Linked DNA regions of Mus musculus: all the other regions are linked to region 1. Evidence: chromatin loops called from intact Hi-C (ENCODE). Cell type or tissue: heart. All regions are shown on one strand.

The links. Hi-C counts contacts between places; a loop is a spot of excess contacts. Peaks named below come from ENCODE experiments on the same cell type or tissue, not always from the same donor. Only the 100,000 strongest peaks of a DNase experiment are listed, where the experiment ranks them.
Region 2: it touches region 1 in a loop (11-fold over the local background); 26 of 42 quality-filtered maps call a loop at or near these places.
Region 3: a loop joins it to region 1, with 6 times the contacts of the local background. A loop is called at or near these places in 27 of 42 quality-filtered maps.
Region 4: a loop joins it to region 1, with 2.9 times the contacts of the local background. A loop is called at or near these places in 3 of 42 quality-filtered maps.
Region 5: a loop joins it to region 1, with 5 times the contacts of the local background. A loop is called at or near these places in 8 of 42 quality-filtered maps.
Region 6: a loop joins it to region 1, with 8 times the contacts of the local background. A loop is called at or near these places in 39 of 42 quality-filtered maps.
Region 7: a loop joins it to region 1, with 2.0 times the contacts of the local background. A loop is called at or near these places in 4 of 42 quality-filtered maps.

Annotation. Positions count from the first base shown.
Region 1 is chr11:20,792,792-20,796,791 of GRCm38, reverse strand. It overlaps Gm32213 (a long non-coding RNA gene), which reads right to left and starts at 2,172. Exons shown (of 3, transcript XR_872288.3): 1 at 1,721-2,172. In heart, CTCF peaks have their summits at 2,040 (motif pointing left) and 2,378; DNase peaks (open chromatin) are centred at 2,001 and 2,391; H3K27ac peaks cover 787 bases.
Region 2 is chr11:21,451,979-21,455,978 of GRCm38, reverse strand. No RefSeq gene overlaps it. Among named protein-coding and RNA genes, the nearest start is that of 4932414J04Rik, 57 kb to the left of the region's middle. In heart, a CTCF peak has its summit at 2,052 (motif pointing right); no DNase peak of the experiment used is centred here.
Region 3 is chr11:21,176,493-21,180,492 of GRCm38, reverse strand. No RefSeq gene overlaps it. Among named protein-coding and RNA genes, the nearest start is that of Vps54, 61 kb to the left of the region's middle. In heart, a CTCF peak has its summit at 1,939 (motif pointing right); a DNase peak (open chromatin) is centred at 1,942.
Region 4 is chr11:20,857,691-20,861,690 of GRCm38, reverse strand. No RefSeq gene overlaps it. Among named protein-coding and RNA genes, the nearest start is that of Gm22807, 12 kb to the right of the region's middle. In heart, a CTCF peak has its summit at 2,085; DNase peaks (open chromatin) are centred at 1,640, 2,150, 2,550 and 3,570; H3K4me3 peaks cover 613 bases; H3K27ac peaks cover 1,000 bases.
Region 5 is chr11:20,888,773-20,892,772 of GRCm38, reverse strand. No RefSeq gene overlaps it. Among named protein-coding and RNA genes, the nearest start is that of Gm39608, 8.0 kb to the left of the region's middle. In heart, a CTCF peak has its summit at 2,085; no DNase peak of the experiment used is centred here.
Region 6 is chr11:20,911,803-20,915,802 of GRCm38, reverse strand. Gm46273 (a long non-coding RNA gene) reads left to right here. Exons shown (of 2, transcript XR_001780166.2): 2 at 3,370-4,000. Among named protein-coding and RNA genes, the nearest start is that of Gm32293, 3.5 kb to the left of the region's middle. In heart, a CTCF peak has its summit at 1,653 (motif pointing right); DNase peaks (open chromatin) are centred at 492 and 1,662; H3K27ac peaks cover 2,670 bases.
Region 7 is chr11:21,080,729-21,084,728 of GRCm38, reverse strand. No RefSeq gene overlaps it. Among named protein-coding and RNA genes, the nearest start is that of Peli1, 8.6 kb to the left of the region's middle. In heart, no CTCF peak of the experiment used is centred here; a DNase peak (open chromatin) is centred at 1,838.

The DNA of each region.
Region 1 (4,000 bases):
GGATCACAATGAATAGTCTCCCAAAGGACTAGAACTTAAAAAGCAAAATATTTCTAGTCCCTCTTTCTCAGGAACTGTTTCTTCTTCTTCTTCTTCTTCTTCTTCTTCTTCTTCTTCTTCTTCTTCTTCTTCTTCTTCTTCTTCTTCCTCCTCCTCCTCCTCCTCCTCCTCCTCCTCCTCCTCCTCCTTCCTCCCCCCCCCTCTCTCCCCTCTCTATTTGCCTAGGCTGACCTGGAATTCACTATGTAGCTGGTCTTGAACATTAAATTTTTCTGTTCCAACTTCTCAAGTGTAGGGATTGGGATTATAGGCTTGTAGCATCATGTGTGGCTGTTGGTGGCTTTTAGGCAGGGGAATTTCATGGTAATGAGTGCTCTTTAGATCATGTAGAACAAACACTGGGGGTAGCGTTAGAGAAGACAAAGGTGCTAACTGGTTAGAAAATAACTTCAGAGTGCCATATTGTAATGACTGGAAAATAATGCCACTATCAGAGCAGACCAAGTTTACGGGAAAAGCAGCTTGGGGGACTTGTGACAAAAAGAATGAGGAAGGGCAGTGTGAGTGGTGCTCAGATTCTAAGCACTTGTCAGTTTGTTAGGAGAGGTGGCAGGATGTGATGCCCGTAAGGGCCCGTTGTTGTTCAGTAGTCTGCTGTAGGTTAGTCTCCAAATGCATTATGTAAAGTTATATGTCCTCCATTTGTAGCCCATCTTATGTTCTGACTGTGCCCCATGCTCACTACAGGGACTTTGAGAGAGTGTCGGAATGATGTAGTACCAGTTCAGAGCCACCCTCAGAGACCCAACCAGTGTTCCCACTGAGAATGGAGCCCAAGTGGCCCCCTTCTTCTAAATATTCATAGGATAATGCAAATCTGCCACTAGCAGTAAAGAGTAGATATAAGCATGTATGAGTATGTTTATGCATGTAAGTAATATGATGTAAGTATGTAAGCAAATAAGAACAGATGATTAGCTGCTAAGGGAAGCATGTCCCCAGGCTGTGGCTGAAAGGATGGAGCAGGAAAAGGGTCCTGATTTACTTCAATTTGATTTGATTTCTTCCCCCACAGAGCCCCTTCAACTCCATCCAGGCCTCTCTGAGTGTTTGCCTCTTTCACACAAGGCAAGTCTCAGCCTGGAAGCATGCAGAACAGAGGACCTGCCATTTGCTGAAGCCGTGTTCCCTGCACTTGGGGATCAGTCTGATTGCTTCACAGACTGAAGGCTTTGGCTCAGCTTGAGAAATGTTTGCATTTTGTTTGTTTTGGGGGATGGCACTTGCTTTTTGAGATAGAATCTTACTATGTAGCCCGGGATAGCCTGATACTCATGGTGTAGACCAACCTAACCTCAAATTTAACTGTGATCCATTGCCTCTGCTCCTGCCTCTGCCTCCTAAATGCTGTAATTACATGTGTGCCCACCAGGCTCGCTTTAACTTTGAAATTTCTGTGTGTGTGGTTTATTTATTCGTACCTTTAAAAAATGCAGCATTTTATAGTATAAAAAGATGATTCAAGAATTTCTTCCCCAGAAAGACATCAACAATGTCAAACCCCCACCCCCATAAGTACCCCAAAACAAACAAAAGCACAGTTCCACCGGATCTCACACTGCGGGACAGACAGACACTATTCTGGAACTCTCACTCGTCCTGGGTGATGGCTTCTCCATAGCCACGTAGATGGAGCTCTCTGCCACCCACCAGTACCTACCTCAGGTCACCAGTGTACGGCAGAATTGTACACACCGGGCTGGAAGCAGCTGAGGAAGCAACCGAAGTCTCAGGTGAAGACCAGCTGCTTCCTTCTCAGAGAGACTGTCCACTGTCAGCCGGCCTGCTTCCGACGGCCTCTCACAAGCACACGGACCTGGCCTGATGAAAACTGAGGCTGGTTTGCCTGGAAGACCAGCATTCAGGACACAAGATGGATTTATTGTAATGATAAGTATTGGGATGCCATCCTACGTCTGTGGTGCAAGGGTACGGTGCCCCCTGCTGGTTTGACTTTGCCCCTGCAGCCTTTTCCTTGTCCAGAGCCTTGAGTCCCAGTGATAGCATGTGGAACTTCACAGGGGAGAAATCTCCCCCAGAGTTAGAAGATGCTCTCACTTTCAGAGACAGTAATGACTGTCTCTGTTAGAGTTATCATGCTCAAAGCTCACTATCACTATCTGCCTTTCTCTTCCACTAGATCTTGTGAAAAGATATGAATTTGTTCACCTACGAACAATTTGTGGACGTCGATTGGACCCTGCTGCTGAGGCAAGAGCTAACCCTGGACATGCCACAGTGAATGAGACACACTGGCTAGCATAGAGGGAGCAGTCCTCTTAGGAACCAACTCCGCATTTGCACTGGCCCTAGACTAAGGCAGAACTATGCTGACCCCTGAAGGTGGGAGGGAGTATTAAGCATCCTGAAAGCTGCCACTGACTGGCTCTGCTCTGGCCTGTAGGTGTCTGCGTGGAACCTCCAGATCTCTGGACGGGGCCCTGCTGTCTCTGCTCTAGCAAAGCCTCACAGGATTGTCTGAGGCACCCTCATGTTTGCGACCGACCCACTAAGTGCAGTGTGGCCTCCCTGGTGGCCCTAACTGAACTGGGCTTCCCAAGATGCCCCCATGAGATGAAAGCACATTTCTGAATGGGCCAATTCTGGTCCCCTTAGCTTTACAACAGGGAACATTAAGATTTGCCCAAGGCAGTTTTCTCAACGACTTTTCTCCCTGACATTCCTAATCTGCTTCAGAGAAGAGTAGAAGATAGTAAAAGAGACCTCCCCGTGGTGCTTGGAGCTGCTGGCAGTGTGGCTTTGAGCTCTGACCAACTGCTCAGTCCAGGAGCCTGCGTTTCTCAAGTCTACATCTAGATCAGCACAGAGCTGTGTTGTAGGCCTGTCACCCTGGCTCTGTGGGTCCTTTGCCTGGTGTTCTTCCAGGATCCATGTTACATCCGACTTTGTCTTCTTTGTTCACAGTAGACTGACTGCCACTCACTCAGAAACAGAACATGTGAAGAACCAGCCCTCCTCCATCTTAGGCTTGAAAGCCATCTTACAGTAAAGACAAACTAGGTTAGTTCCTGTTGATTAATCTCTGTTTCTCAAGGATTAGGCTACACCCCACCTGTAACCTTAACTACAAATGGTTCTGTACTGCCTGTTCCAGGAAGGACAATCATGTCTTTGTTTCAAAAAGTTATCTATAACCATCTTAAAGCCTACTTTTGTTTCCAAAGTGTGTATGACTATCTTTTTACACCCACCTTGGAACCAAGTCTGTGTTTCAGGAGGTGGTCTGTTTGGCCTGCCAAATCCCCTATTTGGAAACCCCTGACCCCTGAGCTGTAAAACCCTTGTCTTCCTCATGTTCAAGGCTAACCTCTCAAGCCCTGTCTTAGGGAGAGGCAGCCTGTGTACAAGAATAGAAAAGCTTGCTTTAATTAATCACTTGCTTTAATGAATTTGGCCATGATTTGGGTCAATGGTCTTCTTCTTCTTCCCATTTTTTGATTAACACATGGAGGGTCAGCTATGAAAAGATTGTTTTTTAAGCCAGTCTCTAACATCCAAAAATGCTGTCAATTACAGAGAGCTAAGACGTCACTAACAAGACAGGAAGCATTTAAAGATGGAAGCCTGTCCTCTTAGCCCAGTCATAGGGCACAGATGTTTTCAAATAAGTACAGAGTCCACTGAGCAGGCTGCAATGAAGGGATATGCTGCCTCCCTTCTCTAAAATATTCTTAAATGTTGACTTTCTAGCAAGAGAAAAGAATAGAACCTTCATTAATATTAGTGCCTTTGTGAACATCACCAGAGAACTGAATAACAAGAGGGAGACTGTACTTTGAAGACATGCTTTCTCTGAAAGAACAAAGAAAGGGAGTACACACAGTGTGAATACACACCGTAGGAGGACACACAGTAGGGCCACTGTGAACAGAGCCGCACTGTGAGGTGCTGAATCAGCCACAGACAGGCTTTCTGAGCC
Region 2 (4,000 bases), 660 kb before region 1:
TGCCATAGGAAGAGATCAGATAGGAAGTTCTCTTTTGTAATGAATGTTTGAAAGAAGAAAGGTGTTGATCTATATAGATACACTTAAGTTTGTACATGCTATTAAAAGTGCATGTGTGTGCTTATGTGTATGTGTTTCTATCCTATTAGCCGGAAGAAGTACACAAAAACCTGTTAGACAATTAAAATAATTCTGCAGTATAGAGGACATGCTCATTTCTACCCAGGACCCTCTTCTTCATCATTCTAAGTGACCCTCATTATTTTGTTCTTGAAGAAACTGCTTCTAGGTATTATTTGGGCTACTGATTTCTAGCTATCCCCTTATGGGGAGTGCATGATGTTCAAAAAGCTTAACTTTAAATTCATGGGGAATAGTACTCCATTGTGTAGATGTACCACATTTTCTGTATCCATTCCTCTGTTGAGGGGCATCTGGGTTCTTTCCAGCTTCTGGCTATTATAAATAAGGCTGCTATGAACATAGTGGAGCATGTGTCCTTCTTACCAGTTGGGGCATCTTCTGGATATATGCCCAGGAGAGGTATTGCTGGATCCTCCGGTAGTACTATGTCCAATTTTCTGAGGAACCGCCAGACGGATTTCCAGAGTGGTTGTACAAGCCTGCAATCCCACCAACAATGGAGGAGTGTTCCTCTTTCTCCACATCCACGCCAGCATCTGCTGTCACCTGAATTTTTGATCTTAGCCATTCTGACTGGTGTGAGGTGGAATCTCAGGGTTGTTTTGATTTGCATTTCCCTGATGATTAAGGATGTTGAACATTTTTTCAGGTGCTTCTCTGCCATTCGGTATTCCTCAGGTGAGAATTCTTTGTTCAGTTCTGAGCCCCATTTTTTAATGGGGTTATTTGATTTTCTGAAGTCCACCTTCTTGAGTTCTTTATATATGTTGGATATTAGTCCCCTATCTGATTTAGGATAGGTAAAGATCCTTTCCCAATCTGTTGGTGGTCTTTTTGTCTTATTGACGGTGTCTTTTGCCTTGCAGAAACTTTGGAGTTTCATTAGGTCCCATTTGTCAATTCTCGATCTTACAGCACAAGCCATTGCTGTTCTGTTCAGGAATTTTTCCCCTGTGCCCATATCTTCAAGGCTTTTCCCCACTTTCTCCTCTATAAGTTTCAGTGTCTCTGGTTTTATGTGGTACATCTACACAATGGAGTACTACTCAGCTATTAAAAAGAATGAATTTATGAAATTCCTAGCCAAATGGATGGACCTGGAGGGCATCATCCTGAGTGAGGTAACACATTCACAAAGGAACTCACACAATATGTACTCACTGATAAGTGGATATTAGCCCAAAACCTAGGATACCCAAGATATAAGATACAATTTCCTAAACACATGAAACTCAAGAAAAATGAAGACTGAAGTGTGGACACTATGCCCCTCCTTAGAAGAGGGAACAAAACACCCTTGGGAGGAGTTACAGAGACAAAGTTTGGAGCTGAGATGAAAGGATGGTCCATGTAGAGACTGCCATATCCAGGGATCCACCCCATAATCAGCATCCAAACGCTGACACCATTGCATACACTAGCAAGTTTTTATCGAAAGGACCCAGATGTAGCTGTCTCTTGTGAGACTATGCCGGGGCCTAGCAAACACAGAAGTGGATGCTCACAGTCAGCTAATGGAAAGAGCACAGGGCTCCCAATGGAGGAGCTAGAGAAAGTAGCCAAGGAGCTAAAGGGATCTGCAACCCTATAGGTGGAACATTAGGAACTAACCAGTACCCCGGAGCTCTTGACTCTAGCTGCATATGTATCAAAAGATGGCCTAGTCGGCCATCACTGGAAAGAGAGGCCCATTGGACACGCAAACTTTATATGCCCCAGAACAGGGGAACGCCAGGGCCAAAAAGGGGGAGTGGGTGGGTAGGGGAGTGGGGGTGGGTGGGTATGGGGGACTGTTGGTATAGCATTGGAAATGTAAATGAGCTAAATACCTAATAAAAAATGGAAAAAAAAATTCATGGGGAAAACTTACATTATCTGTAATCCACCACTGACCAGAAGATGGCTCCAAAGAGCAACAAAACTCATGTGCTATTATTAAAGAGTGATGTACTTGTCATGCTAGAAACCTTCCTGTCATTCTGTGAGTCACTTTCATATTCATGTTAAATTGACTAAATGACAAAGTTGACTTGCTAAATTAGTTTATGTAGAATAAATACTCTGATAAAAATCTAAGAAGCAAACACTTGAAATTCGGTGTGAAGATTTTTGTTTTTTAATTATCTTTAATCTTTTTTTTTTTTTTTTACAGTTCAGTCATTATCCCCCTCCCAGTCCACCCTCTGATAGTTCCTCATCCCATTCCTCTCCTGCACCCACCACTACCACCACCACCCCCATCTCCAAGAGGATATCCCCACTCCCACCCTGCCAGGTCTCCCCACGCCCTGGAGTCTCAAGTCCAGGGTTAGGTGCATCTTCTCTCACTGAGGCTAGACCAGACAGTCCTCTGCTGTATATGTGTTGGGGGTCTCGTACCAGCTAGTGTATGCTACCTAGTTGGTGGCTCAGTGTCTGATAGCTCTCAGGGGTCCAGGTAACTTGAGACTGCTGGTCTTCCTATGGGGTCACCCTCCTCCACAACTTCTTCCAGGCTTTCCTCTGATTTCAGTGCATTTATTGGGTGTATCTGCATCTGTCTCAATCTGTTGGGCCTCTTGAAGGGCAGTCATGTTAGGCTCCTGTCTGTAAGATACCATAGCATCAGTAATAGTGTCAGGCCTTGGAACCTCTCCTTGAGATGGATCCCAATTTGGGTTGGTCACTGAACCTCCGTTCCCTCAGTCTCTTCTCCACTTTTGTCCCTGCAGTTCTTTTAGACAGGAACAATTCTGGGTCAGAGTTTTTGACCATGGGATGGCAACCCCATCCCTCTACTTGATGCCCTGTCTTTCTACTGGAGATGGACTCTACAAGTTCCCTCTCCCTACCATTGGGCATTTCATCTAAGGTCCCTCCCTTTGAGTCCTGAGAGTCTCTCATCTCCCAGATCTCTGGCACATTCTAGAGGCTACACACACACACACACACACACACACACACACACACACCTCCCAAGGTTACCTGTTCCCGTTCATAATGCTAATCCTCAGGGCTTCACTCATATTTCCCCTCCCAATACCCGATCTTGTTCCCCCTTTTTCCTCTTCCTCCCTTGTTCCTCCTTCTGTCCTCCCAACCCTGCCCCCAGTGACTGCTTACTTCCCCCTCCCAAATAGGATTGAAGCATCCTCACTAGGGCCCTTTGGCTTATTAACCTTCTTGAGTCCTGTGGATTGTATCCTGGGTAGTCTTTACTTTTTTTGGCTAATATTCACTTATTAGTGAGTACATACCATGCATGTCCTTCTGGATCTGAGTTACCTCACTTATGATGATATTTTCTAGTTCCATATTTATTTTGTCTATCTATCTACCTACCTACCTATCTATCTACCTGGCTATCTCTCACTAGTGCAACACAGATAGCAATAGTAAACCATGTGGACCAATTGTCACTGTTAAGTAGCATTTACAAACACTATAAACAAGGATTGGGCATAGTTAGCATGTTAAAGCAATATTAATGTACAAAAATCTTTTCTAGATTGGTCTTATTTGGCTTTTAAAAATATAAAACATTAAAATACAAAATGGTATAGGCATAAAATTCATTCTGAATAACAAATCTAAGAAATATACATAATGTCTTATAACTCACATTTTTATATGATATGTGATATTTTATAGTAACAGTTCTAGGAATGACAAATATATTTGTAATTAATAAAATATAATACATTATATACCACATATCATACATTTAATATTATATTATATAATCAATATTATAATTCAAAATATAATATATAAGAACTAGATATTGTATGTGTTATACATAACATATAATTATATGTAATATATAAGTATAAAATATAAATAATGCTATATGTTATATTAGCTAGAATTCTCTCTA
Region 3 (4,000 bases), 380 kb before region 1:
TCCCGAAACTTGCTGTGTAGATCAGGCTGGTCTTGAACTCACAGCAATCCAACTGCCTCCGCCTCCCAAGTGCTGAGATTAAATGCATGTGCCACATGCTGAGCTACATATTCCTAAATATAGCCTGCTTAATCTGCATGTTACTTGCACGTATGTTTCAGGGCTGATCATTTGTATTCAGAAGACTACTTCTTCCACTCTGAGGCTTTCTTTTCAAAGCTATTTTTGTTCTGAAGTTATTTGTATTTCCTCCTACTTTTGCTTTAATTGTATTTTTTTTTTGAAGTTTGGTATTCATTTATAAACACAAGTTCACTCATACTTATGTCTACCCAACACTGAAATCACTAACTAGGTCCTCAGTCTGTCACATTCCTAGAATTGCTGTTAAGAGTGAAGAGACAACCGGGCGTGGTGGCGCTCGCCTTTAATCCCAGCACTCGGGAGGCAGAGGCAGGCGGATTTCTGAGTTGGAGGCCAGCCTGGTCTACAAAGTGAGTTCCAGGACAGCCAGGGCTACACAGAGAAACCCTGTCTCGAAAAAAAAAAAAAAAAAAACAGAAAAAAAAAAAAAAAAGAGTGAAGCGGCTGGGGTGGCAAACGGCCTGAAGGCCAAGGTGAAACATTCTTGTTCTTTATACTTGTTGTGTGGCAGAGGCCACAGTACTGACCCAGGATGGAGGTAGAGAGTGGAGGAGAAGAGACAGGATTCTGGAAATGAGGCTACTGGGCGTCATCACCTTATTCTTGTCTTTGTGTGAGCAAGACCTTTCTCTATCTTCCAAGAATTTTTTTTTTAATGCCTTGCTGCCTGGTTTTATTCTTTCTGGGTTTGGGGTAACAGAATGGATGGTACTTTTGTCAAATACCCGCACAGTATCTGGCAGCCTCTGGAGGAAACCTGGTAAGTTTTTTCTCTGAAAATAGCTACATCTGTGAAGTATCTGACCGGAAGCAGAGTAGCAAGGAAAAAAAAAAAAAGCCACTGCAATGTATATATGCTACAGCTGTCAGCTAAAGAACGAACCATCAGATAGCCAATGAAAGGAGGCGAGAGATTCATACTCCATTTTCAGAAGGAAGATGGACAAGTTAGCAATCTGGGACAGATGAGGAGATCCTCCCAACAGATGAGACACACAGTGGTCTGCTGCAAACACTGTAGGTGTAGTGTACACACGGCTTGTTTCCGTGATGACGAGAAACTCCCAGAGAGGAACCTATTCCCCTTGAGTTCCTTTTAGAAAACCTGTCCTTGGGCAGATAAGGAAGCTCAGAAAGAGCCATTCCCTGAATCTGCTGACTTTCAGATTTTATCTTAAGATCATCAACACACCCAAGCAGCAAATTTGAGGGTGTCATGTCCCTAATTCCTTCACTTTGGTTTTTCTCAGCCATGCAAACTTGCTTCTTTTGGACATACTAACCGCACCAAGCAGGTAGGCTACAAATAAACAAAAAAAAAGTATTTATTTGACAAAATTATCCCAGTGCTGGGATCCTGACTCTGGTGCTCCTGCAGGGAGCCAGAATCGAGCTTAGAGCTGCTGTCTCCCAAGTTGTCAACCTGTATTCTCTTTCAGTCTTCTCATGTGTCAAAGCCTTGCTAGTGCTGTAGAGAATAAGGACACACAGAACTAGAAAGGCTAAGGCAGTAGAAAACCAGTCAGTATTTACCTAAGATTACAATGAGCTAATGTGAGCTTCTGCTGCTGAGTGGTGAAGGACATCCTTGATTCTGGAGATGACAGTTTCTCGTGGGTACCCTTCAATGGGTGACTTTCTGTTTAACTCTACTCAGTGCTTGTAGTTTACATTTCTGCTTCTACTCCCGGCTCAGGGAACGGCAGGCAGTGAGGTTGTATGCACATTAATTTTGAATGTAGGATTTAAGTGTTCAATGACCTTGTTGAAAACCCCTTGTTGCTAATGTGTTACAGCAGGTGGCAGCCTTTCCCTGAGAGAGGGGAAGAGCCAATGCAAAACTGGCTTTGGTTTCAATAGTTTAGTGTTTGTCTTCCTCTGATACAAGCATCAAGTCTTGAAGTGGTGGATTTATTAAAGAAGAGAGGTGTACAGGAGCCTGGACCCTGGCATGGTGATATGTGTGTATCTTCCAGAGATGGCCGCAGAGACACTGTCTCTAAGGAGTTAGTCAGATGCCCTAGGAGAATCTGGCCAAGTGAAGACACTACCAAACATGGTGGGCACAGGTGTCAGCATGAGGTTCAGAAAATGGCTCTGAGCTAGACACAGGACAACACAGAACTTCCCCAGAGACTTGGAACATAAATCATTAGCCGTGTACTGAAAATGCATCTGATAGCAGAAGTACCCCCCTTTTCATTACAGATCTGTAAACAGCCGTGTAAACTAATCTGCTAAATTAGAAAGTACAGTGAGTTATTTGGACACAGATTTGCAAAGTTCTTAGTAAAAAGTCAGACGTGGTGGAGAATCTTGGTGGAGACGCTAGAAACCTGATGCTCAGTTTTCTTACTGGCAGGATCACCATTTGTGATGATTACTACTGTCAACCTCACGGGATCTAGTAATCCCCTAGGAGATAAACTCTGCACATATTTATGAGGGACTTTCTAGTTTGGGTTAACTTAAGGTGGGAAGGCAGGGCAACCCTTTATGTGGTGGGGCCATTCCATGGGCTTGGACCCAAGATGGAATATAAAGAAGAAAGCAAGCTGAGTACCAGCAATTCTCAGTCCCTTACCAACCATGGATACAATGTGACTATCACCTCAAGACCTCTCTGCTGTGATGGGCTGTGTCTTCCAACTGAGCGCTAAATCAAACCCTTCCTCCCTTAAACTGCTTGAGTCATGAATTTTGTTACAACACTAAGAAATGAAATGAGTCTATTTATCAAGAAAATGCTATGGGGCTAGAGAGATGGCTCAGCACTTCAGAGCACTTAAGATTTTGGTTGTCAGCAGCCATGGCAGTTGGCTCACAACTGCCTGTGATTCCAGGGTCCCTCTGCCCTCTTCTGGCTTCCATGACAGACACACATATATCTAATTGAAAGAAAAAAATGCTATGTAGAAAAGGATGCTGTTTGAAACATTGCAAATGAGGAGACACATATAGGTGACTGTCCCTATAGATATCTCCATAGTCCCTATAGATGAATCCACCGTGTCTTAAGGAAGTGTGGTGATTAGACTAGAAATGGTAAAGAGCTGGGGCAGATCAGTGAAATCACTATGAATTTAATAAAGTTAAAACTAAAACCTCAGTTCCTCAGCTAAACCAGACATAAATCAGAAGCTCAGCAGCCAGGTGTATCTGTCACACAACATAGATGACAATTTCTGTCATCACAGAATATTTTACTGAATAGCAATGGCCTAGGATGGAAGACCAGGACGCATTGCTAAGTCTAGTTGTTTAGAATGGACACGCCTCACTAATGAGGTAAGTGTTCCTGAACTTGGCAGCAGATTGAAACAGAGCTTCTCACAGCAGCCTGCATCCCAGTAGCATCACATACACTGCCAAGCCTGCTGCCATAGGCCAGGCACTCAGACCTATTGCTACAACTTACAGGTGTTTGCATCAGGCTATCAAGAAGGTGGTGGAGAAGGCTTTTGATAATATATCCATGGTTTACAAGGAACAGCTAAAATACACCTACATTGTTCTGGGATATAATAGAAGGTCCAGCTTGCTTCATTTGAAAGAACTTAATTCTTTCCCTAAGGCAGGCCCAACTATAAGCTTTTCTGACATACACTGTTTTCAGCTGAAGGCTTTCTACAAACACTGTAGAGTAACAGTGTCCTAGGTGGGCTGTGAGCCACTTCCTGTCCCCAAGCCAACTGCTGTCTGCACTGCATAGGGGAAGCTGATGTTTCTTTCTTTCTCTCTCTCCTTCTTTCTCTCTCTCTTTCTTTCTTTTTTCTTCCTTCCTTCCTTTCTTCCTCCCTCCCTCCCTCCCTTCCTTTCTCTCTTTCTTCCTTTCTTTCTGCCTTTCTTCCTCCCT
Region 4 (4,000 bases), 65 kb before region 1:
TTAAGTAGTTTCTTATTTCAAGAGGGGAGAACCAGAGCCCAGTCACATGTTAACAAAGCAAAACTAAACTCCAACAGTACAAATGATTCACTCAACCATCTTCTGGGCTCCTCCAAGGGACTTGGGTCACTCCTCCAGCTCGGCCCTCTGCAGCACAGACAGCCTATCTTTTAGTCTGTGACTGGCTCCACTCCACGGATTCAGTTGTGGCCATCAGTCGTGGCCATCCCATGGTACTGGCATCTCCAAAGCTGCTTGGGTCTCTTGCTTCAACTTTTACCAACAGCCTCTCCTGGGCTCTGTTCAGGGCCTCCAGCCCTGCCACACATGCCAAGACTCAGCTGCTCCCCATGACCCCTTCATGCCTTCAAAGCCTGGGTGACTCTTATGCTATCGAGCTTGGCTGCCAGATGAGGTACAACCTTGGCCACCTCAGGACCACAGCTTCTGTGTGCTGACCCTGAGGAAACACTTCCCAGAAGACTTCACCTCAGTGATGCTGGTCTCTTCTTAATCACCGCTGATTCCTCCGCCCCAGTGGACCATTTTCAATTAGCCAAGCAAAGGTCTTACTTTAGTAGTTCTGGTTGTTGTTTTTTTTTTTTTAAGATTTATTTATTTATTATATGTAAGCACATTGTAGCTGTCTTCAGACACCCCAGAAGAGGGCATCAGATCTCATTACGGATGGTTGTGATCCACCATGTGGTTGTGGGATTGGAACTCAGGACCTTTGGAAGAGCAGTCAGTGCCACCACTGAGCCATCTCTCCAGCTGGTCTCCTGTCAATCACAGCTGATTCTTCAACTCTACCTGGCCAGACACCATAGATTCTTCACACAAATAGCCCCGTAGAGTTTTTGCATCCCTCTGACGCGTCACAAACCAGGACTCCGCCATCTGCACTGCTCTTAACTTCCTCATCTCCCAAACTTCTACAGAAGTATGTGCTCTCAACACTCAATGTCTTCTGAAGTCCATAGTTCCTTCCACAATCGTCCCCAGAACAATATGGTCAGGTGTGTCACGGGCCTCTGCGGACCCTGACATCCTCAGAAGTGTCTGTGAAGTCAGGGCTATTTTGCTAATGTACAGCAGGGTTGTCATTTTTAGTTCCATTCCCTCCCAAGTGAAGTTCCCCTGCAGTCCCCCCCAGGGAGTTCCCCTGCAGCTGTATCCCAGCAGAGCCATGCAGGGTGAGGCCAGCTGGCTGCTGCCAGACAGAGCCCCTTGCCCACCAAGTTCTGCCTATTATTTGTTTTGGAAAATAGGGAGTTGAGGGTTTTTTCCCCCATAAACATTTTACTCATATTAGTGTGCATGAGTTTATTACCTTTCACATTAATTTTCACTACTAAGATGGCAAGTATTGACCAGCTTAACCCACCTAACACGAGTTATTTGGGGTCTTTTTTTCATATGTAAGAATGTAAAGTAAGTTTAAGACAAAAGGCATGAAGGACTGGTGCTGTGTGGTATTAAAGAGGAGTGGAGTTGCTGGGTGGGAGGGGTTACACAGCCCCACCTTTCCCGTGGAATGCATCAAGCTTTCCCAACCATACCCATTCACCCCCAGTCACCAGTGCTACTCTCACGATGCCTTCTGCGGGAGTGCCCTTTGACCCCTGTCTCTTTGTCCTGATGTGGGTTCTCCAGGTCTGCAGGGATTCCAGTCCTAGTAGTATCCTTGAATAAGGAGCTCTTTGGTTCTGGGTGCCAATGTGAGGGAGGTCTCAAGACAAAGCAGTTGTGAGATGCCAGCATCCCTGTTCCCCCTCCCACTCCGTCGTAGGTTAACAAATGGCTGGAGTCCTAAAACGAAAGCTTGCAACTGATGTTAGGTTTTATTTGGATGAAGTTAATGTTTGACCTTTTTACAGTTAAAAATTCATAACTGGTTCTCTCTCCTCCTTAATGTCACCTGGGCCCTTCCTTGGAGCCTCCTGCCTTGAGTTCACCAACCCCCCACAACCCCACCCCACCCCACCCCACCCCCAGCCCCCATCAGTCAGCGGGAGCGGATGATTGCACACTCACTTGCTTTACACCTGACAGCCCGAAAGCCCCTAGAGGCTTGTCGGGTCCCGGCTCTGGTGGGCTGAAAGGGAGCTGTCCAGAAGAGTGATTTCCCAGCCTGTCCTGGAGACAGCAGGGCAGGCCCATTCCTGCCCTCAGACAGGAAGAGGTGGAGCTGAAGTCTATCCCGTTACTCCAAAGAATGTTCAGGCAGAACTATGAATAGCTTATAATACTCCTCTTCTGAAAACATGCACACCAGGGAATGACTAGGTTCACAATACCCTGGCTGTGTGCATAACAACCTGGGAGGACAAACACTCCCCATTTCCAGAAACATGCTCACTTGAGAGCAAAGCTCTTCCAGGGGAACTGTGGTCAGGATGTCTGCTTGCTCCGTGCCCCATTCCTCCCCACAAATTCCCTGCTTCCGGAGCTCCAGTTGGCTGGAACTTGCTGTTCTCCTGGGAAGCCAGCCAGAGACCTCCTATTTCCCAAGAGCTTTTCTTCTGCTTCTAAATGGAGTCGTTCAAAACCTAATGCTCCACAGTGCTTGAGGGGACTCTTTGCCTTGGGGCCCCCCACCCCTAAACACAGGCTCCTCCCCTGTTCTGGACTGTGGGCCTGACTGTAACCCGAACCAACTCCTTCTTCCATGGGCACTGGGCCCAGGCCACAGGGCAGATGCCAGGAAAAACGTCAGTAGGCAACAGGGCTCCCATAGAGTTTTCAGTCTCCTCCTCCTGTAACTCTCCAGTGTCCCTCTCCCCAGCCTTTCTTGTCTTGGAATCCTGGGGTAGGTTGGAGCAGCCCATCTAAGAAATCCTTGCTCGCTTAGCAGTGGTGGCACATGCCTTTAATCCCAGCACTTGGGAGGCAGAGGCAGGTTGATTTATAAGTTCAAGGCCAGCCTGGTCTACAGAGTGAATTCCAGGACAGCCAGGGCTATACAGAGAAACCCTGTCTTGAAAAACCAAACCAAACAAACAAACAAAAGTCCTTGCTCAGAGAGGGCGGCTTAAATCACAGACACGAGTGACCAAAAAGAGCTGAAGGATTGTTGACGCTCGCTCTTCTCTCATTTCCCAGCTCACTCACTGTTTCTCATGTCCCTGTTCTACTCAACAAGGCTTCTCCACTCCGGTAGCCATTTGTAGGTACTAGAGTTTCAGCAACAAATACAACAAGCTAAAATGCCTCTCCTGGGGACCCAACACGCTGATGGATGTCAGCAAATTTCAAACAAGGAAGGACTGGGGAGTCACTGGAAATAGAAGGAAAATAACAAACCTGATGCTGCTTCCTCTAAAAGGGTGCTGCACTTTGACCCTATCACAATCAAGGGGTATCCAGTCTTCAAGGCATAAAAACCAAATCTAGCAACCAAAGGGACAGAAAAAACCACCAAGAGTGGAGTGGCTAAGAAGAGTGGGAACTCAGAGGTGTAGCTTTGGATCCCACTGTGTAGCTGTGTAGTGGAAGGGGTTTTCCGTCTGCTTCCGCTCTACTCCATGAAACAGGCACACAGGCTGGCAGGCAGTCACTCAGGCGGGCGGGCAGACAGGGATTTCCCTGGGACTGTGGGAGGCCCTGAGCCTCCAGTTCCTAGTACAGTTGCTCTAGCAGGGGCTGTGACCCCATTCTAAGCACATATCACCCATAAGCATGAACCCAGTGGGAAGAACACAAAAATAAACTACTATTGTTTTCCTCAAGAAAGCACAGGTTTGCAAAAGCAAAATCCAGCTCCCCTGTAGATCTACCCTGTGTGCTGGGGGTCCCTGCGCAGACTTAACCACTAGTCTGGTGACTGTTTCTTGAACAGTGCCTCCAATGCTTTCTTGTTGATTTCTCCGTTTCCAGTTTATCTGTTTTGTGCATAGGATCCATGCACATACATTTATTTTTAATTTTCAAAATTTTATTTATTATTGTTTGCATAATCTCTGTGTGTGTGTGTGTGTGTGTGTGTGTGTGTGTGTGT
Region 5 (4,000 bases), 96 kb before region 1:
AGGGATGGTACCACCCACAATGGACTGGGCCCTTCCCCATCCATCACTGAGAAAATGCCCTACAGGCTTTTCCAGTAATTTGCTTATTGATTCACTTCACATCCAGATCGATGTCCCCCCACTGTAATCCAACCTATGGAAACATTTATTGCCTTCCTTCCTTCCTTCCTTCCTTCCTTCCTTCCTTTATTCCTTCCTTTGTTTTTTGACGTGTATGCTTTCATTTAATAACTTATTTTATATATTTTTCTTTATATATTTAAACTCATTTTTCTCTCATATATTAAATTACATCCTGACCAGCTCCTCCGCTCTCCTCCCAGTTCCCTCCCATTTCCCCTCCCGTCCCATCCACTCTTCCTCCATTCCTTCAGAAAAGGGCAGGCTTCCTAGGAAGAGCAACCAAACATAACATATCAAGTTGCAATAAGGTTAGGCGCCTCCCCTCATAGTAAGGTCCTCAGTGGGAGGACAAGGGTCTCCGAAGCAGGAAAAAGCGTCTACTACTAGGAGTCCCACAAAATATACCAAGCTACAAATATATGCAGAGGGCCTAGGTTAGAACCATGCAGACTCCCTGATTCCTGGAGGACCAGAAAAGAAACCAGAGGCCAGATGGCCCAGAGACCTAAGATAGAACCAGACACTCCCACAGCGCCCTTACACGTGTGCATGTCTTCACACATGCATGCGTGCATGCTTTTGTGTTCTCTCTTCCGTGGGTTGGCCTGCCACCGGGCCAGGCAGCTAGAGAACTTGTCTTTGGAGCTTGTGCGTTTTCCTGCTTGAGCAAGTCCTGGCTAGTAGCTGGACAAACAGAACCATCAGCCTAGGTCACCGGAGAAGTGGAGGGTGGGGTAAGTAAAGAGATGCACTCGGGCCCTGAGAGCTGCCTGGCTGCCACTCCCAGACTGTCAGGCATTAGGACTCTCCCAGAAAGTGTGACAGGTGCATAGGGAATGCCAGGCCCTTCCCTCACGTGTCCAGAACAGCACTTCCACGTTTAGGTAAAGGAGTCTCCCCCATACGTCAGGATGCTAGCTCTGCCTTCTTCCTCATTCCCAAAGCTGTGGCAATGCTCCCTTCCCATGAGGCACCAGATGTGATCCCCTCCCAGGGCTTGGGCTCTCCTGTGAGTGTCTAGCCTGTGACAACCAAGGACACGCTTCCCTTCTCCCAGTGGGACTGTGTTGAAGCAATGCTTCCCCTCCTGTAAGAACAACTGATTCTAGGGTTGGAATCAGAAGGAAAGACTATATAGGCTATATTGCCTCCATTCAAGAAACGCAGCAGGAGCTGGAGAGATGGCTTGGTGGTTAAGAGCCTTTGTCGCTCTTGCAGAGGTCCTGCGTTCAGTTCCCAGCACCCACACAGTGGTTTACAATCATCAATAACTCCAGTTCCAGGAGATCCAATACCCTCTTCTGGCCTCTGTGGGCACCAAGCACATTGATAATAAGGCATATACATATATATGCAGGCAAAACATTCATACACCTAAAATAAAATAAATATCTAGAAGAGGATTAAGAAAAGCTGCAACTTCAGATTGTCTCAGTAAAAATCTGATCAAGCCTACAGCCGCACAGCTTGTGCACTGCACAGTTCTGGCCTTGCAGAGGAGAGAGGCGGAAGGTGGAGTTCACCGGTAGCCTTTCCACCAAGCTGTGTTCTCTGCTGTGGAACTGCACCCATTCATGTGCACAGCACCAACATTTCTTACTCTAGAGGCTGACTGACTATACAGAGGCTTTTTTTTTCCTTTTTTCACACAACTCTGATGGCCTTGGTCTCACACTCTTAAGAGCTTCTTACAAAGCCGCTCATCTCTTCTGTCTCAGGACAGCCTGACCACTCTATCATCCACCACGAAGAAGACTCTCGGGGTGGACAGACAGCAGACTTGGTCACTCTGTATAGAACCCTCAGCACTGCCCATGTTCTCAGCCTGAGAACATTTCCCACTTCCCTGCTTCCTTTCCTGCCCTACAAGGCCATCTCTCATGGCACTGTCTCCTGGGGACAGTGATAGAGGTTTGTCACTTGACAAGATTCTCGAGCCTCACCCCGCTCTTAGGAATGGCAGGTGGCGCTCCAGGCCTGCTCCTCACTTCTCCAGGCCCTTTCCAGGCTACACATACATCTCCTTGCTCACATCACTGGGTCTTCTCAGCTCTGCTGCCAGCTGGAATTCAGTGTCCCAGCAAGGGCTGTGCCCTGTGCAGAGAGGAGCAAGGGGTGCAGTAGACCTGTGAGGCCCCAACTCTGCATGGGATGCAGAGCTGCTTTCTAACACAGACACTGCATTTAGTTTCCTATTCTTTCCACTGGGGGTGTCCAAGGAGCAGGGGCTGCAAACCTCTGCAGAGCTTAACAGTGTCCATCCCTGCCATACACCAGTCATGTTCAGAGAGCATCAGGGATGATCAGTGATGAGGGTGCCATCATTGTGTCTCAGATGGGAAGACACTGCTCCCAGGCTTCATTTTCAATAGCACCTTGATTCAAGAGAGCATTTCTCATGAAGAAGTCAAGCGCTGTATTACCTTAGCCATACCTCTAGAAGCTCTCCTCGCCAATGCACAGCTCAAGGGACCTCTGCCTGCTGCTTCTCCTGGGCTGGCACAGCCAAGGGCAGAGCATTTCCTCTTGGTCAAGGAGCCCAGCAGGAGCTGTGTGCTGCGTGGTGGCTAGAGCAGAAAAGGTGGCACTGTGACCCAGAGCTCCAATTGTTCCTGGATGAAAACTGGATGCTGTATGTGGCTCTCTCAGCAATGGGCCTTAAATGTCAAGGCTGAAACTGGATACTGACAGGGGTAAGTGGGGTACATTGTGGGCTTTGAGTGCTGTGCCCATGACAGTTATGTTCCAGTCGATCTAATCACTATGTGAATAGATCTGCAGCTGGACAGTATGTGCATTGCATCCATCTCCCGACAGCTTCATCATTTCCTCCTCCCTTGGACCTTTATCAGCTGTTGTTTGAATGTCTCCTGATCTTTCTGAGTTGGCTCTGGTTTTCCTACTACCCTCTCAAAGGCTTCAATTATTGGCCCTTATAATCACATCCCTGTTCCCGCAACCTAGCCCTGCTCTAGCTCCTGATCTGGATAGACCCAAGAAATATAAATCGTCTTTGGGGAAAGTATCCTTTTCACCATGCAAATGAGCATATGAGTACCTGCTGCCTCCAGAATCAGAGCCAAGCTGCTGTTGCTAAGAAAGGAGAGATAAGAGAACAGCATTGTGTGCTAAACTCTGTATAGTGCTTGCATGGTAACACATTTAGTCCTAAAAAATATTGTATGAAATAAATCGTCATTGTGCTTCTTATGAGGCAACGGACGCCTCAGTAACATGGTCTGTCATTTGCCTTACAGGGTTACAGCTAGTTTCTGAAACTCCACACACAGGTGGCTGGAGCTAATTGTCAGTGGCTTTGCCCTGAAATGGAGGGGTGGGGTCAGGGAGAGATTGTGGCAGCTGAGCCTGGAAAATGACCATTTTTGAAAGGTGCCAGTTTTCAGCTTCCGGACGTAGGTACTTGTTCTCATTTTGGAAAGGGTTCTGCTTGGCTGGAGGACATCAGCCCTAGCGTGGGCTTCCTGGTGCTGTGTCAGCTTTGAAGAAGCTGAGGGAATGATTTCAAGATGTACAGAGGACTAAGCCAAGGGAAGCCACTTTTGGAGACTAAAGAGCAAGCTTGGCATGGAGAGATGCCAAAGCCCCCTTAAGTGTTCAGGGCTCTGGGCTTTGTATAGGATCTTTATCTAACACATTTGCAGATTTCTCAAGTGCATTGATGAATATTTAGAATTAAGGAAAGAAAAGAGGCAATACTCCACCAGTGTCCCTTAATAACCCCTGTATGGACCAAAAAGTGACACCACATTGTTGCTCCAACCACTCTCTGTGCCACCACACTCTCTGAAGCCCCAGTCAGATCTGAGCAGGGCAGTGCTTCCCTCTGCAGCTCCCTGGCCACTGTTTCTTTCATGCT
Region 6 (4,000 bases), 120 kb before region 1:
ATTTCATTACCAAGGGGTGGATGGCATGGAGGAAAGGGGTTAATTATAATAGAGGGGATTTTTTTTTTTAAAAAGACCTAGTTTCGAAAATCTCAGACTTAATTTTGCAAATTTCTTTTACAGAGGGAGTTACTAAGCTAAAGTCATTTGCATTATGGTCTTAATTACCACTGCATTTGTATATGAGATCATCAATAAAGATTCTTGGCCATGTGTACTCAGAATAAGTGACTGATCCTAATGAGGCCTTTGTTCCTCTGGAGCCTCTCCAAGCCATTTCCTCTGTAGTGGAGAAGCTCGACATTTGCCAAGCTGGTGGAGGCGTCTTAAATTAGAAAAAGCCTGTGAAGAATCAGGAGATTTTCAAAGTGGGTGTATCAGGAGAGGGGATGCCAAGCTGTATCTGTGTGTGGTACTTCCTGTGAGGGCTGGGGTGCACTGCTGACTTGTGGCTGCATTAGCCTTGCTGGATAGCCACAGACAATTCCCTTCTGTGTCCTTCCAGCGACACAGGAAATAGCCTCTGGGGCCCTTCCTCCTGCAAATCACACATGCTGACTAGAGCGTCCTGCTTCTGCCTGTCCCGCTTCCGCTAAGGGACGTGCATGCAGTCCCGGCCACCACACTTTTATTGGAAAAGCTGTCTTCCAGTTTAACTCTAAAAAATAAGCAACACTGATTATTTTTCAGGGGTGGGAAACACTGGTGTGTGTGTGTGTGTGTGTGTGTGTGTGTGTGTGTGTGGTCTTCGGGGATGTGTGTGGAGGTTGGGTTTGTGGGGTGTGTGTGTGTGTGTGTGTGTGTGGTCTGTGAGGGGGTGTGTGGAGGTTGTATTGTGTTTTGGAATCCATTTTGAAGAAGATAAACTTCTTTGTGCGGGGGGCGGGGGGTACGAAAGGGCACAGTGGGTGCCCCCTGAGCTCTACAATGTTCACACCCTCACACCGATCCTTCCCCCACACCCGCATGCACCTCACACCCTGCAGAGCTCCACAGCACATGTGTTCACCTGCAGCAGTTCTTATCTGAGGAGAATATGTCCCAAGACACACCACACACACACACACATATACACACACACACACCAGTATTTCCCACCCCTGAAAAATGCACGTGCGTGTGTAGTCATGTGGGGCAGTCAGATACCTTCTCCCTTCCCCAGCACTGGTTTTTCTCATGTGTGGAACGGAGGGTACTAATAGCCACTCTGCAGCCATTTCTCTGAATGATAAATAAGTTAATGACAGGAAACAGCACACAGAGGCTGTAACATTAAAGTTAGAGGGTAGTCAGGTGCTGAGCCAGAACTTGGCATCATTGAAGCTGACGGTCAAGATTTGAGGGGGTCGGTGACAAGCAGATTGAGGAATCTGTAAACAGCCCGTGTACTGGTTCTGAGAGCTCTAAAAAACTGGGTTGAAAATGAGAAACACGGGAGCCATCAAATTGCACCAAGTTGTTTGTTTGTTTGTTTTTTCTAGTGTGAGCCAATCTATTGAGACTTGGACTCTAAATATTACGTTTGAGTCACTCCTGCTTCCTTCCCCTCCACCAACAACCTTGTCTGAGACATATCAGGACTGTGGCTTTTCAGCATCTCCCACCAAACTCTTGTCTCTCATCGTAGGCAGAACAGCCCCTTGCAGGAAAAGACACTAGGTGGCGCCAGACCCTTGCGTTTTCCAGCCGTCAAACACTTCCTTTTCCTGTGAGGTTCTGTTTTCTGAGAGAAGTACTAATCTTGCTAGAGACTTGGGGGCTACTTCAATCCATTCCACAAACATAAATCAACTTCCTATCTGTTGTAGGTAGGCTTCTTATTGCTGTGATAAAACACCATGGTCAAAGCAACTGGGGGAGGAGAGGGTTTATTTGGCCCACCCTTCCATATTTCTGTTCATATTTCAGAGGAAGTCAGAACTCAAAACAGGTCAGGAACCTGGAGGCAGGAGCTGGTGCAGAGGCCACGAAGGGGTGCCCCTTACTGACTTGGATCTTCATGGCTTGCTCAGCCCTTCCTTATAGAGCGTAGGACCACCAGCTCAGGGGTGTCCCACCCACAGTGGGCTGGGCCCTCCCCCACCAATCACTAATTAAGATCATGCCCTACAAGCTTGTTTTAACCTGATCTTATGGAGGCATTTCTCAATTGAGGTTCTCTTCTCTTGGATGACGCTAATCTGTTTCAAGATGATAGAGAACTACCCAGCAAACTGTCTCAGCTCAAGGCACCCTCCTCCCTTGTGCCTCTGCTGCTCCCCACCCCACCCTTTTCAGATGCGGTCATGGAAGGAGGTTACTAGACCTGATGCTGAGACCCTAAGTTCGCTACCAGCTATAAATATATTCCTTTTCAACTTCTGCCATCCCCTGAAGAGCAGGAAGAAAAACACTTTCTTCCTTAGGAGGTGCAGGAGAAAGAAAAGAAAAAGGCGAATCCCTCTATGAGCACAGCTGAGTCTTCTGTCCCCACCGGGTCAGAGCTGCCAGCACAATCTGACCTCAGGCCTTCTTATGCTAGGCCTTGCCCTTCCAGGGGAGCACAGGACCTCATTGTCCCCAGTTCAATTCTGAGCACCTCTTCCAACCTTGAGAGCTCAGTGCTGGGGCTGATGGATTCCAAAGCAGTTTCCTGCTTACATCTGGAGCATTCTCCACACCTGCAGGCACTGTCAGTGAGCAGATAAAGTGATTGACACCCTCAGGCCTCCTTGTCACTGCTGGGGCTTATGTCTGTTTAAAATGAAGCTGTTCATGATGCCCACCAGATCAGGCGGTTAACGGCAGTTTGGGCCAATAGTGTTTCCATTGGCAGTGTCTGTCTGGGTATAGGAAGTCTAATTGTTCATAAGAAAGTCCCAGCCTTCTCTTCCTCACCGCTTACTCTATGGGATTTCCTGTGGTGAGAGACTTTGGACTTTGCAGAGTTGGGGGACAAGTGTGAGGGGAGGCTCCTAGCCTCTCCCACCATGAGGACACAATGAGGAGCCAGCTGTCTCAGACACAGTAGGCCCTCAGAGGACTCTTTTGGGAGCTGAATGTATCTTTCCCCAGACAGCCTGCCCTGTTAACACTGGTGGTTAAATTACAGGTCCTTGCAACCACCAGATATTGGAAAGGGTTTTACTTTAATATTCCCTTGCCTTCTTAAAGACCAGATCACTAGGAAGAAAGCCATTTTCTTTGGCTAATGCAGTAGTTCTCAATCTTCCTAATGCTGTCTGTGACCTTTTAATGCAGTTGCTCATATTGTGGTGAGACTCCCCACCCCCTGTAACCATAAAGTTATTTTTGTTGTTACTTTATAACTGTAATTTTGCTACTGTTATGACTCATAATGTAAATATCTGTGTTTTCTGATGGTCGCAGGTGACCCTGTGAAAGGATCAGTCAACACCCCCTATGGGTGTCGTGGGTTGAGAAGCACTGGGTTAAGGTTTCATGAACTGGAGGCACATCTACAGGAAGATTACAGAAAGTGGCCACCATGAGGATGTCGGCGGTCTGTGCTGCAGCCTGAAGATGCATTGATGTTTACAGGCCTGCTACAGCTGCAGGCCGTGTTAACAACTCTGCGCCCCACTGCCTCTCGGGGCTTGTCAGGGCTTGTCTGGGCCAGGGGTCCTACTGCAGAGGGGAGCTATGTTTGTGGTCTGTGCTGTCGCCAGAAACCACGTGGACCCTGTGATCCATCAGTCTGTGTTGGGTTGGTCATCCATACCATGCCATGTGTGCCCAGTCCCATCCCCCACTGGCTGTGAAGAGCAAGGAGGCTTCTTTTGCTGTGATATGGATGACTGAAGACACACAGTTGAAATAAGGGACATGGAAGGCTTCTGTGACAACCTCTACCCACCCCAACTACCCCGCAAAAGTAACAGCCTCGTCAGGAAGCCAGTGAAGAGAACTCTTACAACAGTGTGATAGGGTGCTGAGGTGTAGCTCTCCATAACTGACGCTTCTGGCAGGGTTGTGGAAGGCAAAGGACTCAGTTCTCTCT
Region 7 (4,000 bases), 290 kb before region 1:
CTTCCCCCCAAACCCTTTTAATCAAGTAAATAAAGGAACATATTTTATGGGTGCTTTTAAAGAAATATGCTCAGGGAATAGCAGGAATGTACAGAAGAAAATAATCAAGTTACTGAGAAAGCAGTCAGAAAACTATGTCAGAGAGAAGGCAGCAGCTATGCAGGACCCTAGAAAACAAGCGGGTGTGAGATGTTTTGTATATGCTTAGCCTAGGGAGTGGTACTAAGAGATGTGGACTTGTTGGAGTAGGTGTGTCACTATGAGTGTGGGCTTAAGACCCTCGCCCTAGCTGCCTGGAAGTCAGTCTTTCACTAGCAGACTTCAGATGAAGATGTAGAACTCTCAGCTCCTCCAGTGCCATGCCTGCCTAGATGCTGCCCTGCTCCCACATTGATGATAATGGACTGAACCTCTGAACCTGTAAGCCAGCCCCAATTAAATGTTGTCCTTTATAAGGCTTGCCTTGGTCATGGTATCTGTTCACAGCAGTAAAACCCTAACTAAAACAAGGTGCTAACACAGCAGGTGACTAGCAGGAGGGCTTCACACAGCTCCAGCTGTCAGAAAGCTTAGAAGGATGCTTAGAAGAATGAGCTGGGCCATTAGACTCTGAATGGTGACCAGAAAAATCTAAGTACGCAGCACAGAAGTCATGAGCATCTTCTTATCCCAAAAAAAAAAAAAAAAAAAAAAAAAAAAAAAAAAAAAAAATTGGTGATAGGATCTGTGGAAAGATTTCTGACAGAGATACTAAATCATATCTGTGTTTGAGTAGAGTGACTAAGAATATGCAACAGAAATTGCTTCTGGTGATACATGCCTTTAATCCCAGCACTTGGGAGGCAGAGACAGCCTGATCTATACAGCCAGTTCTAGGGCAGCTAGGACTACATAAAGAAAACCTGTCTCAAGAAATGAACAAACAAACAAATAGTAATTGTTTTTGTTTCTAAAACACAATGGCATGTTCTGGTCTGGTTATATATGGTAGAAAGAACCCATCAAGATAACTGATTTACTGTTATAGTTGGGCATGGGATGTCTCCCAGAGGCTCATAGTCCCTAGCTCAAGGCTTAGTCCTCCAGTGCAGCAACATTTGGAGGTGGGGCCTTGAGGAAGTGATTTTCTGAGGATTCAGTGGATTAGCCCATTAATAGAAATTTAGAAGAAAGAAAGAAAGAAAGAAAGAAAGAAAGAAAGAAAGAAAGAAAGAAAGAAAGAAAGAAAGAAAGGAAGAAAGAAAGAAAGAAAGAAAGGAAGGAAGAAAGAGAAAGAAAGGAAGGAAGGAAGGAAGGAAGAAAGAAAGAAAGAAAGAAAGAAAGAAAGAAAGAAAGAAAGAAAGAAAGAAAGAAAGAGAAAAGAAATTTAGCAGATGGGATCTAGTTGGAGGTAGTACAGTACAGGTGAGAGACAAACACTCACAGCAGCCAAACTCCACCTACACACTAACTCACTTAGACTTGATGAGTTGAACAATATAAGTTCATGACAGTCTGATTCTGTTTGATCTTCCAGTTAAGCTGAGATCCAAATAACCTGATTCTTTCTTCCTATTAATTTCCACTAGTTCTCTGTTCCTTTAGTAATTCAAGTAGTAAGCTATCCCTTGAATGCTTTAGTTTATTTCTCTTTAATTTCTCCATAGACCTGAGGAGTTATTTCTGCAGGTTGAAGATCTCTGGGCTGCGCCTCTCTGGCTTCCAAAGCCCCAGCTTTCTGGAATTCAAGTTTTGCTGTTTCCTCTAGGGAGTCTCCCTTATAGTTTCATTTCCTGCCTTACTCACTGTGTCTCTTAGAAGTGCTGCCTCCAGTTACTGCTGAGATAAGTTGCTGCACAACTCCACCCACTGAGCCACGTAGAAAGCTCCCATCCTTCCCACTGACCTGAGTCATTGCACCCCCTGCTTCTGCTGTTAATAGCCAGGGCTCCTGTCATAGGCCCTGTCTCTATTTCTGATAAAATCAAAATCTCAGGTTAGCACACAGGCAGTTCTATTTGCTAGACTTAGCCAACCTGAGCTTTAACAATGGGGGTGTTTTCTTTAAAAGCAAACAAAACCAAAGTGTTCTTCTAAAACCTTTTTATTATTGGAAATTTCAACATATACAGTAAGAACAAGCATGGCCCAGCGACCCACAAGTCTCCCTCGCTACCATCCACAGTTCCACAGAGTGGTCAATCTCATGTTGTTTCTACCTCTACCACACCCACTGGTTATTTAAAAGCAACTCCAAATGCTGTGTAAGTTCTTTTACATCTGTCCATGCCACTCTGAAAAAGGAAACAGCCCTACGAAAGTATAATAAATACCATTATCACATATAGAACCTCCAAGTAATTTCCTAATCTTCTCAAATATCCAGATTTTAAAATTTTAGGTTTAAGTAAGAGAATATATGATACATATGTAATACATACATATGCACGTAAATATATATGGACATATACATATATTATATTACATTTTTCTTAGAAACAAACCTAATGGTGCAGACCTATAATCCTACTAGGGAGGCTGAGGCATGAAGATTACAAATTCAAGGTTCTCCTGGGGGACAGCTCAGAGTGACTTCAAGACCAACTTGGACAACTTGTCTCACAATAAAAGTTAAAAAGAAGGTAAAGAAGTGGCAGAGTCCTTGCCTGGCATGGATGCGGCACTAGGTTTAACCCTCAGTGCCTAAAACACACACACGTGCTGGAAAAATATTCAGGTATAATAAAAATAACATATAGCATAAAGGCCATGTTCTCCATGCATCTGTGGAACAATTATTATTGCCTGCTTCTAACTCTCTTTGCTACTTCTTAGTATGTGGGTGATTCTTATAAATGTTATTATCAAAGCAAGTATGTAGCTGGATTTAACTCACAGGCTATAGTTTACTTGACTTTAAAATTTTTTACTTAAAAATTATATTTTATTTATTTTTGTGTTCATATATATATGTGTGTGTGTGTGTGTTCTCTCTTCTTACCATGGTACATGTGTAGAAGACAACTTACTGGAGTTGGTAAAGCACTTGCTTTGCAAGCACAAGAACTTGAATTTGATCCCCAGAACCCATGCTTTTGGGGAAAAAAAAAAAAAAAAAAAAAAAAAAAGAAAGAAAAGAAGCAGTTGTGGTGGCCCAGCCTTGCAATCTCAGTACTGAAGAGGTAGGCAAATTCTGGAGCTGCCTGTCCAGCCAGTCTAGCCTCATTGGTAAGCTCCAGGCCAGTGAGATCCCCTGTCACAAAAAGAAAAATGGCTGATGCCTGAGGAAAGACACTTGAAATTGTCCACTGGCCTAACACACACACAAACACACACATACACACACACACACACACATACAGAGACAGACAGGCTCGGCACATAATATTCATATGTATTTATTGGATATGGAGCAATACTTTGAATATTGCACAATTCACTGTGATGAAGTCAGAACACTTAGCATGTGCATCTCCTCCCACCGGTATCATCGCTCTGAATTAGATCTATTATTACTTTGGGCAATGGCAACAGCAAATGTATCAATAGACTTTTGTTTCACTTTCACCCTTAAGCTTTCCTTCCCGCCAGATAACCACCCTAAGACACTTGTTGGACTGAAAACATCTTAGCAGAAGCTTCCAGTCTTTATTCCAAACAGCTATACCCCATGCCGAGGTGTAGCCCGGAAGCCTGTGCAGCTCCACCAGATTCCCCTCCTACGGCAAGCATTGGCCCCAGCATGACAACCTCAGCAGCACACCCTAAGCATTAGCCCAAGGTCTCCTGTTCTCACTGGAGATCTTTCGCTGTGTGGCTTTGTTGTTTGTTCGTTTTTTTCTCTATGTGAGAATTCCAAAGACTAGTAGAGACATCAGTGATAAACAGATGGGAGAGATGCTGAAAAGCAAACTTTCCTACAGAAGACGAGGTATCCTAGATGATCATTGTAAAACAGATGCCCACATTGTTACTTTTGACTGGCTATATTTAACAATATTTAAGAAAGTTGTGACAGAAC